2 separate regions of the Homo sapiens genome follow, and region 1 is linked to region 2. A link is an interaction called in ENCODE POLR2A ChIA-PET data of the cell type or tissue named here. Cell type or tissue: Panc1. All regions are shown on one strand. Each heading gives the region's core, and the rest is flanking DNA. Links, peaks and the distances in the headings are about the cores only.

What was found. ChIA-PET counts read pairs that join two places held together with the same protein. Peaks named below come from ENCODE experiments on the same cell type or tissue, not always from the same donor. Only the 100,000 strongest peaks of a DNase experiment are listed, where the experiment ranks them.
Region 1: POLR2A ChIA-PET joins it to region 2 with 7 read pairs; 2 of 35 experiments call an interaction of 5 or more read pairs at or near these places.

Annotation. Positions count from the first base shown.
Region 1 is chr11:61,698,057-61,703,419 of GRCh38, reverse strand. All of the region lies in intron 1 of DAGLA (diacylglycerol lipase alpha), which reads right to left. Among named protein-coding and RNA genes, the nearest start is that of DAGLA, 20 kb to the right of the region's middle. RefSeq lists enhancers at 1,797-2,322, 2,850-3,375, 3,376-3,902, 4,429-4,955, 4,956-5,363. In Panc1, for the core only: no CTCF peak of the experiment used is centred there; a DNase peak (open chromatin) is centred at 3,033; H3K27ac peaks cover 924 bases.
Region 2 is chr11:61,523,959-61,529,321 of GRCh38, reverse strand. It overlaps SYT7 (synaptotagmin 7), which reads left to right. Exons shown (of 13, transcript NM_001365809.2): 9 at 1,137-1,407; 10 at 4,790-4,959. Among named protein-coding and RNA genes, the nearest start is that of LRRC10B, 18 kb to the right of the region's middle. In Panc1, for the core only: no CTCF peak of the experiment used is centred there; no DNase peak of the experiment used is centred there.

The DNA.
Region 1 (5,363 bases), core at 290-5,289, 170 kb before region 2:
GCTCCCTCCTGTCATTCAGCTCCTAGCTCAAACATCCCCTCCTGGGACCTGCCTGCCAAATCTTAGGTACCCCAAGCGCCCCCATCATAGGACTCAGTTTTCCTATCAGCACTTCTCACCATCTAAAGTTCTGGTGAATGTGTTTACCATCTGGCTCCCTCCACCAGGGTGTGGCTTCTCAGGGGAGGGGTCTCGCCTGTTTTCTTCCTTGCCAGGTTCCCTGCACTGAGTAAAGGTTTGGCAGGTTGGGGGAGCTCACCACGTCCCTGCTGCCTGAAAGAGAAACCATTTCGGAGCACGGCCTGAGAAGGACAGAAACAGGAGAACGTAGGAGCCACAGCAGAGCTGCACCCAGAACCCAGGGCTCCTGACTCCCAGCCCTGGCCTCTTTCCACACCATCTGCTGGCCATGCCTGGGATCCAAAGCCCTATCCTGAACTGCCCACATATGCAACTTCACTGGCTACCAACGACCACGCTGTGGGCGAGGCAGGGAGGAAATGTGGCATCTTCATTTTACTGATGAGGCAACTGTGGCAGGAAGGGGCTGTGGGTGATTTGCCTGTGGTAATGCAGTGAGTGGTCCTGCTACTGGAGGGCTCCCTAGCATTGACAAGCCTGGCTTCCCTCTACCTCCCTATGCATCTGGGGCCGTGTGACTTGCGTCCACCTCTGTACAGCATCCTGTGGGAGGGAGGGCGCACCTCCAGGAAAGAGCACAGAAAGCTACGTTCTCAGGATGCAGCCAGGAGACTGAAGCCCTCTCCCAACCGGGGGCCCAGAGGGCACCTCAGCCATGGCCTGGCTATAAGTGAGAAGGGGAAGGACCTGGGGAAATGACTTCTCTTCTAAGAGACTCAGTGTCTTCATCTGGAGGATGAGGGGGTTGACCAGATGATCTCTAATTTCCCTAGGATCCACTTTTACCCCCATCCCCCAATGCTCAGTTTATAAGGGTCTGCAGCCTCTGGCTCAGGAATATAATCCCACAGAAGACTCGGAGCCTTAAGGTGCTATCATCTTTCTCACCCACTTTCTTCTGGGCCCCAACATTGTCCTGGAGGTAGAGAGGCCAGGAATTTGCACACCATGGCCCAGTGCTTTGATGATCCCCACTTTTGAAATCTGTCAGAACTAAGTTCGAAACCTAACATGTTCAGCTTGTAATTATCAGAGTTAAAGACAGAGAGAGAGAGAAAGAGAGAGAGAACCTAACATGGGCTAGCTGTGGGGGCTCACACCTGTAATCCCAATGCTTTGGGAGGCCGAGGCTGGAGGATCACTGAGGCCAGGAGTTCGAAACTAGTAAGAACCCATTTTTACAAAAAAAATTTTTTTTAATTTAGCCAGATGTGGTGGTGCATGCTTATAGTCCCAGCTACTCAGGCAGCTGACGCAGGAGAATTACTTGAGGCCAGGAGTTTGAGAATAGTTTGGGCAACATACGGGGAACCTGTCTTTATTAAAAAAAAAAAAATTTATCTGGGCATGGTGGCACATGCCTGTAGTCCTAGCTACTCAGGAGGCTGAAGCAGGAGGATCACTTGAGCTGGGGAGTTCCAGGCTGCTGTGAGCTGTGATTGCAAAACTACATTGAAGCCTGGGTGACAGAGCAAAACCCTGTCTCTAAAAACAAAACAAGAAAACCTAACCCCCCACTGACTGCCGCTGTGTGACCTCAGCAGGCTCGGGGGTGAGACTCGGTAAAGGGCAGGTTTTCGGGGTCCTCATCCACCCCCTTCCCTGTGACACAGAACTGCCCTTTGCCAACTTCCCTCGAATGTGAGAACAAACAAGATATACTGAGGGTTCCTTAGAGGAAGGCACTAGAACAAGCCTCAGCAATACTCCTTCCCTTTAAGCAGAGCCTTGGGCCCCTGCGCGCACACATCCCCACCACATGGGGGCTCATCGAATCCCGGCTGCTTTCCTCCTCCAGGTTCGTACAATCCACGAGACCAGAGGAAGACAGCAGGTGCCTGAGACATGCCCGAGCCTCGGCAGCTTCCCTACCTAGAGCAGAGGGAGAGGCGGGCAGCAGGCATGCAGTAGGGCTGGGCCTGGCAGCGGAGAGGCTGGCTCCTAGTCCCCATGGCCCCTCAGAGCCCAGCCTCCTCTCTGCTCTTCTGGGGCCTTGGTAGGACACATGAGATCACGTCTGGGCGGTGCTCAGGGCGTCTGAGAGAGAAAAGGCCCAAGGGATGGAGGTGGGATTAATTATGTATTAGCACGCTTCTTTATTAGCACTTCTGTTTACTGCAGGGCACAGTGGAAAACACATGGGGCTTGGTGTCAGAGAATCCAGGCTGGACATGGGGCCTGGCCATTCAAGAGGTGTGGGCAAGTCACAACCTCTTTGGGCCCCGGTTCCGGGAAAAAGGGGATGAACAACATCTGAGCGATGCTGGAGAAAGCATGACACAAATCAGATTTCCTCACCTGTCAGTGGGATTGCAAGAACACCAGCCTCCCAGCATCGCTCACTGTGAGGTGGCCAAGTGCCTGGCCCGGGGCCACATGTGAGTGACATGCAGGGGGTCTCGTTGCTGGAGGAGCAGGGAGGTGCAGGGTGAAAGGCCTGAGGATCGGGCTATTGGCAGTGCCGTTCAGGCTGGCACTCTCTGGGTGTGTCCCAGGTGGGTATGCTGGGCCAGCTCTCCTTAGGCAGATACCCACAGCAGCAAGAGAAGGAAGGGGCTGTGCAGGACTGCAGGGAGGGAGGCACCCGGCTCCTTGCCTGGCTAATGCAAGCCTCTCTTTGGGGTCCCAGCTGTGGGAGAGAAAGGGCTCCCTCTTCCCTAGGATGCCAGATCCATCAGCAGCTAATTATCTAATCTGTTCCCCTTGGCCTGAGGACCACGATCACAGGCTCAAGGAGTCACTGGCCATGAGCTGAATCTGACAGAAAAGGACGCTTGCAGGCCACACCCTCAGGAGGGCAGGTGTTGGGGAGGCAGGTCCAGGGCTTCCGCCTCCAGGGCTGGCCCAGAGGCTGGAGAAGTCCAAGTTCAAGTTCCTGGGGCTGACTCATCAGAAAGAGGGTGAAGAGAAGGTCAGGGCAGGGACTGGTTGAATCAAGACAGGCTCTCCTTGCAGGAGGGCCTGCAGACAGGCTGCTGCAGAAAAGGAAGGCGCAGACGTGTCCATAAATACTCCCAGATTCAGTTATGTGCTCCTCTGCCTCCTGCCATACAAAAGTCTCACTGATGCATCCCGTCACCCCCACAACCCAGGACCAGTGCCCCAACAGGAGGGCTCTGGGGGCCTCTCCAGCTCCTTACTGACAGTCCGGCTGCTGCTGCCGCTGCCCTGGCACGCCAGGCATGCCAGGCCCAGGCACTGCCAAGTCACATGCTCTGCGCGGGCGAGGCCGGGCACTGCTGGGGCAGCCTTGGGGATGCAGGGTGGTGTGGCATTCGCAGGCAGTGTGGGTCTGCAGAAAAACGGAGTGCCCAGAGGCAGCCGGCCACCTGCCTGCCACCCTCCCCAGCCCCACCCTCCTTCCAGGGGAGAAATCCTTGGGCAAACAGTCAGCCAGGTGTGAGCAGCACAGCTAATGCAGGGCTGGGAAAAGCAAACACGGAGGGCCTCCATGCTGTGGGCCCGCTGCCCTATGGGGTGGCATTCGGGTGGCCCTGCCCACAGCTGCCATTGGTGTCCCCAGCACTCTGCCTACAGTATTTGGAGGGTCTTCCAGGATGAATGCTTTGGCCTTCCCTCCACTGTACTCCCCGGAGGGGCCTGACTGTGAGGTGACAGAAGCAGCGCAGGGAAGAACAGGCAAGGCATGAGTCTGCAAAGGGTGAGGCGGACCTAGGCCTGGAGTCTCTGCTGGGCCATGCCTTGGCTGGGTGACTTGGAGCAAGTCAAAGGACCTCAGGGCCAGGGATGCCCACCGCACATGGCCTTTGTGAAGGTTAAATGGGATGAGGCCCATGTGGGACCACTGAGAAAGGATTTGGCACAGAAGAGGGTCTGGATATGTGGGTGCTCAGCTTAGTGCCACCTGTGGGTGTGGGGTGGAGCCAGGGCAGGTCGCAGTAGGAGAGGCAGTGCCATGGAGGTCTGGCCCACACACTCTCCCAGGGCATGCTCACCTGGCTGATCTGTGACCCCCTGGCCTTAGCTCCAGGGCAGTAAGGCCAACACCAGACTTCTGGCCTGTGGCTGCAGGGCCAGCCAGGAGGGAAGGATGGTCCAGTTCTATTCTACCAGCAGGGGCTGCTGCGTCTACTGGCCCCAAACTCAGGGCAGAATTCCCCCCAACTGAGAAAGGCCTGTTCCCCCAATGGCTCCCATCCAGGGCTTCAGCTTCAGGCTGGCCCCCACCCATACGCAGCCAGAGGAGGCCCTGTCTTTCTGAGGGTGCATAGCATGTCCTGCTTTCTCTGCTCTGCTGTGCACCACAGTTGAGCGTGCTCTGCAGGCGGTCTGCATGCCTCTGTGCCCTTGCACAGTCTGTTCTCTTTGCCCAAAAGGCCTTTTCCAATCCTGCTCCCCTGGGAACTCCTCAGTGTTCCAAAGCTCAGCCTAAACACAACCTCCTCTGTGAAGCTGCCAGGGCCCGCCAACCCCCAAGGGCAGACCTAATCAGTGCCCCCTCCATTCCGGGCTCCCCACTGGGCTGGGAGCTCCAGGAGGGCAGGGCTACACTCTGCATCTCTGTGTCCTTGGCACCCAGCACCACGCCTGGTGCCTAGCAGCTGCTCAAGAAATGTCAGACAAGGCCCCCGGGCCAGCTCCCTTGCTCCTCTCAGATCATGCTGCCGGCACATTTGGCCAAAGAGACTCAGAGATGGCATGTGGGAAGCAGGGTAAGAGTGAGCTTCCCCAGGGAAGCAGGTGGGGTACGAGGTTTCCTTTCCTTTGGAAACTGTCCGTGCTACGTGCACCAAGCTTCACCCACTATCAGAAGTGGCTCTGGAGGCTTGCAGGCTGCCTCCCCATCTCCAAAAGCAGAAACCAAAGTTAGCAGGGGGGTGAGCAAAGGAAAGGGAAGTGCACCGGAACTGCAGAGAGAAAGGCAGTTGTGGCTGCCATCTGCTGTGAGCAAGATGTTTGGAGAACATGCGCTCCTCATTCTGAGGTCTCCCAGCCAACTTGCAGAGAGCTGGGCCGCCCCTCTGCAGATGGGAGCCTGCAGCTCAGCCAAGCTGCAGAGGCACCACAGGAGAGATGTCAGGGACCCTGCCTGCCTGCCCTGACCCTCTGGCTGGCCCAGTCTGACCTTCTGATTCTTGAGCAGACTGGGGGCCAGGATGCCAGCCCAGGACAAGAGTCACACTGCCTTTTCCAGGGAGCCCCCAACAGGCTCTGAGAAGGCAACTCCACAATAAGGCTGATGATAATGTAAACATAAGGGT
Region 2 (5,363 bases), core at 55-5,054:
TAGTCTTTCAGAGCCTAGGGCTGCCTCTCCAGGATGAAGGAAAGGGCACAAAGCAGGTTTCTACAGGGGAAGTTGGGGAGAGAAGAGATGCCTGCAGTTTTTCTTAACTGTGGTACCCAGGGTCCTACTTCTGTCCCTCATCCAGTCATCACGGGAGATTTTCGAGCCAGGGTACCTGAGCCATACAGCCCCCTAACTGGGTCTGTTGTGGTCAGTGGTCTGGGGCTCAGGCGGCTGGGGGGTGGGTAGGGTTCTAAAACCTCCTAGGTACTACTGGTGTGCTCACAGGTTCAGACACGTGGCTGGGAGACCCTCCTCCCAGCTGCTTCCTGTGGTTCAATGTCAGAACGGGATGAGATGCTCACCCTGCCTCTGTGTGACTGTCTGTTGCTGGGTCAGGCCATGCGCCCTCCCTCCCAGCAGTCCTCAGCCCCCATGGACGGTACAGTCATCTGAGGCGCCTTTTACACAGCACTGATGCCCAGGCCCACACCAGCCCCATCGTCAAACTGCTTGGGGACGGGGCCTGGGGAGTCTGCAATTTTCTTGTCCCTAGTGATTCTGCCTTACACAAACAGACGTTGCTCCTGAAAACTTGCCTCTCTCATTTTGTAAATCACACCATTCTCCGCACCCTAGAGAGTCACTTTCCAAAGAATTGTTGCGGTAAACTCTTTTGTGATGTGAACAGCCTCCCTCATCTGCTGTGTAGCCCAGGTTTGTGTCGGTGCCTCCCACAGTTGGCCCTACCGTGTCACAAGAAGGCAGGGAGGTCTGGGGGGCTCAGGAACCCCAGCACGCGCCAGGGAAGCTGCAGCCAGGAAGGCGAGGCAGCTGAGCTGGAGCTTGGGGCAGGCAGCAGACCCAGGGCTGCGAGGAGAGCCTGGGAAGTGAGTGTCGTGCATACCACTCTGAGGTTCAGGAGACAGGGCTGTCTCGGCTCTGCCCTCCCCCTTCCCCTCCCCTCCTGGGAGACCCTGGTCAAGGCACCTGCCCTCTGAGCCTGAGCAGCGTCCGTGGGATGTGAGTGTGGGCTGGGCCACCGCCTCTGGCCTCTCACCCGTGCTAGCCAGCGGTGGGGACATGGGGGAAGCAGAATCCTCCCCAAACCCTGCCGGCCTCTCCCCCACCCCCAGCTCTCCCCAGGCTCCGAGGAGGATGAGGCCCACGAGGGTTGCAGCCGAGAGAACCTGGGCCGGATCCAGTTCAGTGTCGGCTACAACTTCCAGGAGTCCACGCTCACCGTGAAGATCATGAAGGCCCAGGAGCTGCCGGCCAAGGACTTCAGCGGCACCAGCGACCCCTTCGTCAAGATCTACCTGCTGCCCGACAAGAAGCACAAGCTGGAGACCAAGGTGAAGCGGAAGAACCTGAACCCCCACTGGAACGAGACCTTCCTCTTTGAAGGTGAGTCTAGTGCCACCTTCCCCCGCCATGGTCACCTCTTGCTGTCTACCATCCCCCTACCCAACCACACTTGTGGCCACATGCACAGACACATATGTGTACACACACCTGCAGGCCCACAAATGCACAAACACACATGCAAGCAGATACACTTATGTGCACACCTGCATGTGTGCACAGGCACAGATCCACACATGTGCTCTCGCACACGCCCACACAGGCAACGTCCTGGCCCGGTTAACCTGATGCGTTTTGTGTCTAGTTGGGATCAGGTCACAGGAGCCCAATGGAGCCAGCATCACAGCCAGAGGCCGAGGAGGGAAGCTGGGCCACCGCCTGGTGTTTCAGCCCAGCCACAGAGCTCATCCTGAGGAGGGCAGGGAGGGAGGGAGGCACCCGTAGGACTCAGAGCTGGAGCACTCTGGAGCCACCAGATCATAGTGGTTCAGTGCACAGGCTGTGGCCCAGGCTGCCTGGGTTTGAATCCCAGCTCTTGCCACTTACTCGCTGCGTGACCTTGGGCAAGTTCCTGAGCCTCCCTATGACTTGGTTTCCTCATCTACAAAATAGAGATAATAACAGCGAGGGTTCAATAAATGAGTGAATTGTAAAAGCACTTAGAACAGTGCCTGACACCCAGCAAATGCTTAATACCAGGTTGTTAAACACACTCCATCTGTTGCCGTTCTCTGACCCCCTCCCCCGCATGGGACGGGAACCACAGCTCTGAACCATGCCTGGAGGCCGCTGAGACAAATGTCCTTTCTCTCTCCTGCAAGCCCTCTCTGAAGGCCGGTCTTTATCTCTTATCTCTGAGGATTCAAGGTAACCAGGAAGCTGGGCGTGTGATTAAGGAGTGATTTCTATCCCAGGGCCTTTGGGTGCCAGGACCCCGCTTAGACAAACCGTAACCCTTTGCCAATGGCCCCCGGTTCAACCAGGGAGAGTAAATCCCTACCCCAGCTGCCCCAAGCCCTAGCCTTCCAGAATCTTCACCGTGTACCCCAGGGACCTTTCCCCACCTGCCTTCCCAGCCACTTAGCACCCCACCTCTTCTGCAAGATGACAGCCAGGTCACCCACTAAATGGCACTGAGGGTGAGCAGTGAGTGTCCATGTGTTTCTGGACGCCCTCCTTTGCAGGCACCATGAGGGCCCGTTTAGAGATAGCTCAACCAGCAAGAGGTTCAGCTGTCTGGAGGTATATGTAGGCAGCTGGCAGGGCGAAGTTTTTGAGCAGAACTCCAATCCTCCGGTCTCTTCCACGAGCATGTACCCAGCAACAGCCATGAGCTGGGCACTCTTCTACGTACTGGGGATGTAGAAAAGAATGAGGCACCATTATGGCCCTCAGGGCATTTCTGGCCTAATGGAGACCCAGATGTGTAGATAACTCAGCCACACACAGCATGACAGGAGCTGCAGGAAGCCAGTATGAGCTCCCTTTGGTGGTGCTGAAGAACATTTCCCAGAAGAGGGGCCATTCAAAATGGGTTCTGATGGATGAGTAGGAGTTTGCCAGCTAGGAGCCTGCCTCCTCTGGTGTTGATGAGAGCTGACTGGGGTGCAGTGACCTCTTGGAGCTTCCAATATTCCCAGAACACTTGTCCTCATGCATTTTACCTAAATTGATGCCAAGGGTCCCCTGGGCAAGGTCCCTGGGAGGCTCTGAAATAAGCAAGACACAGCTTCCCACAATATGAGGAAAGGGACCCTGAACAAATTCAGAGTCTCCTCTTCCAGCTCACCTGCTCCTGTCAGAGCTCCTCGGTGCTTCCAGAGTCTCTGGGGGAAGGTGCTGGAATCTTCTAGAGCTCCTCCTTCCCTTCATCTTCTGCACCAGCCAGGCTGAGGTTCCAGGCGTCCTCCTTCCTGCTCATACCTGGTTTCAGAATCTCCTCACCTCAGGCCTCCAGGCTGGCCTGTGCCCCCCGGCACCTCCTGGGCCAGTCCCACCTCTGACTAAGCCTCCAAAGAGCTAATGACTCCTGGCTTCAGACCTTCACCTGGCCCCCTCTTCCCTTCTGCATCCCATCCAAGCCCCTTCTGCTCCTCTCCCTCTGACCTTAGCGGACACCTCACCTCAGCACAGTCCTGCTGCTCCATCAGGCCATTTCATTGGCATTGATTCATCTGTTCAATTATGCATTCACTTAACAAATATGTATTGAGTGCCTACTATGTGCCAGAAGCGGTGTTAGGCACCGAGAGCCAGTGGTTGGTAACAGAGAGGCCTTTGTGGGAATCCTTGCCTTCCGGGAGAGCCAGACAAAAATCAGGGAAAGAGACAGAGAAATCTATTACCGCGTGTGTTATGTTTTGCGGAAAAAAAGGTGCTAGAGCGGATAATGGGATCCGACACTCTCTGGGGTGCCAGGAAAGAATGCTGAGACCTGAAGGATGAGAGTAGCCAGGAGGGGGGTCATGATGGGGCCAGTGTGCGCCCGGCCCTGAGGCGGGAGGAGTCGGGGTGTTGAAGGGCCAGGAAGGAGGCCGATGTGGCTGGAGCCCAGTCATTGAGTGAAGAGAGGTCACAAGCCAAGCAGGGAGAGGACAGCCGGGCCAAATTGTGGAAGGACTTGAAGCCAAGGTAGGGTGCCCGGCTTTTATTCTAAGTGCACTGGGAGCCATTGAAAGGCTTTAAGCAGGAGCATATCATGATGGAATTTCTATTTTTAAAAGGTCTCTCTGGCTGCCGCATTGAGAATGGACGGTAGGAGAAAGCGTGGATGCGGGGAGGGCGGTTTGGAGACACTTGCAGCTGCCTAGGCAAGAGGTGCCAGCGGCTCGGATGAGGGAGGTGGCAGTAGAGAAGGGGACGCTGCGGTAGGAAGGATGGAAGCACAGGCAGGAGGAGAGGGGTGTGGAGTCACAGGACACTTGTCACCTCCTGCTTCTGTGCCTTTGCCTTTTCCCTCCCACCGATGCTTCCCCATGTCCCTCTGCCCTGAGTCCTGGGGCCTGCGTACTGGCAGCTGTGGCCACCTAGACAGAGCCACTTGCCCAGACCCGCCTCGGGACGATTGGCAGAGGCTGCTCAGCCACTGAGATGGACACAAGGTGCATGGGTGAATGGATGATCGCAGTTCTACTCTTTACTAGCTGGGAGTCTGGGCAAGTACTTTAAGCCGTCTGAGCCTCATCTGTAAGATGGACGAGATGCCATTCACCTTGGAGAATTGTTGAGGGAATCCCATGAGACGGTGACAGTTCTTGCTAGCACTTCAGTAAGGTCTAATTGCAATCCGGTGTGCCTGCTGGCCCGGTGGGGTGGCAGCGGGAGGGCACAGGGCCTGCCTCCTCTTCCCAGGGCCTTCCTTGCCTCCCGGGCCCCGTGCAGCCCCTCTGTCCCCCTCTTCACTCACACTCATCTATACCCCCAGGTTTTCCCTATGAGAAGGTGGTGCAGAGGATCCTCTACCTCCAAGTCCTGGACTATGACCGCTTCAGCCGCAACGACCCCATTGGGGAGGTGTCCATCCCCCTTAACAAGGTGGACCTGACCCAGATGCAGACCTTCTGGAAGGATCTGAAGCCATGCAGCGATGGGAGTGTAAGGCCCCATGGGTGGGTCTTAGCTGGACAGGCAGCAGGGCAGGGCTGGGAGATCTGGTCCCAGACCCTTGTCAACCTTAGGAAGGCCAGGAGGGCTGTGGGAGAGGGTGCAGATGGGTGGACCCGATGGAGCTCAGCCCTCGCTAGCAGTCAGAACATTGGTGCTTGGCACTTGGGGGGACTCACCCGATCTGTAAGAAGGAACCTAGGGCTATGTTCAGGGAACAGGGAGGCGATGGTGACCCTGGGAGGGGCAGTACACACACCTGCCAGATGGGGGGAGACAGAGTGAGACAGAGGTGACAGACAGGGGCATGGGTAAGCACCAAGGTCAGGGTAGAGGGGACCTGGGGGCAGCTAGGCCAATCAGAGAGCTCTGCTAGCCTAGTTCCCCACACCCCT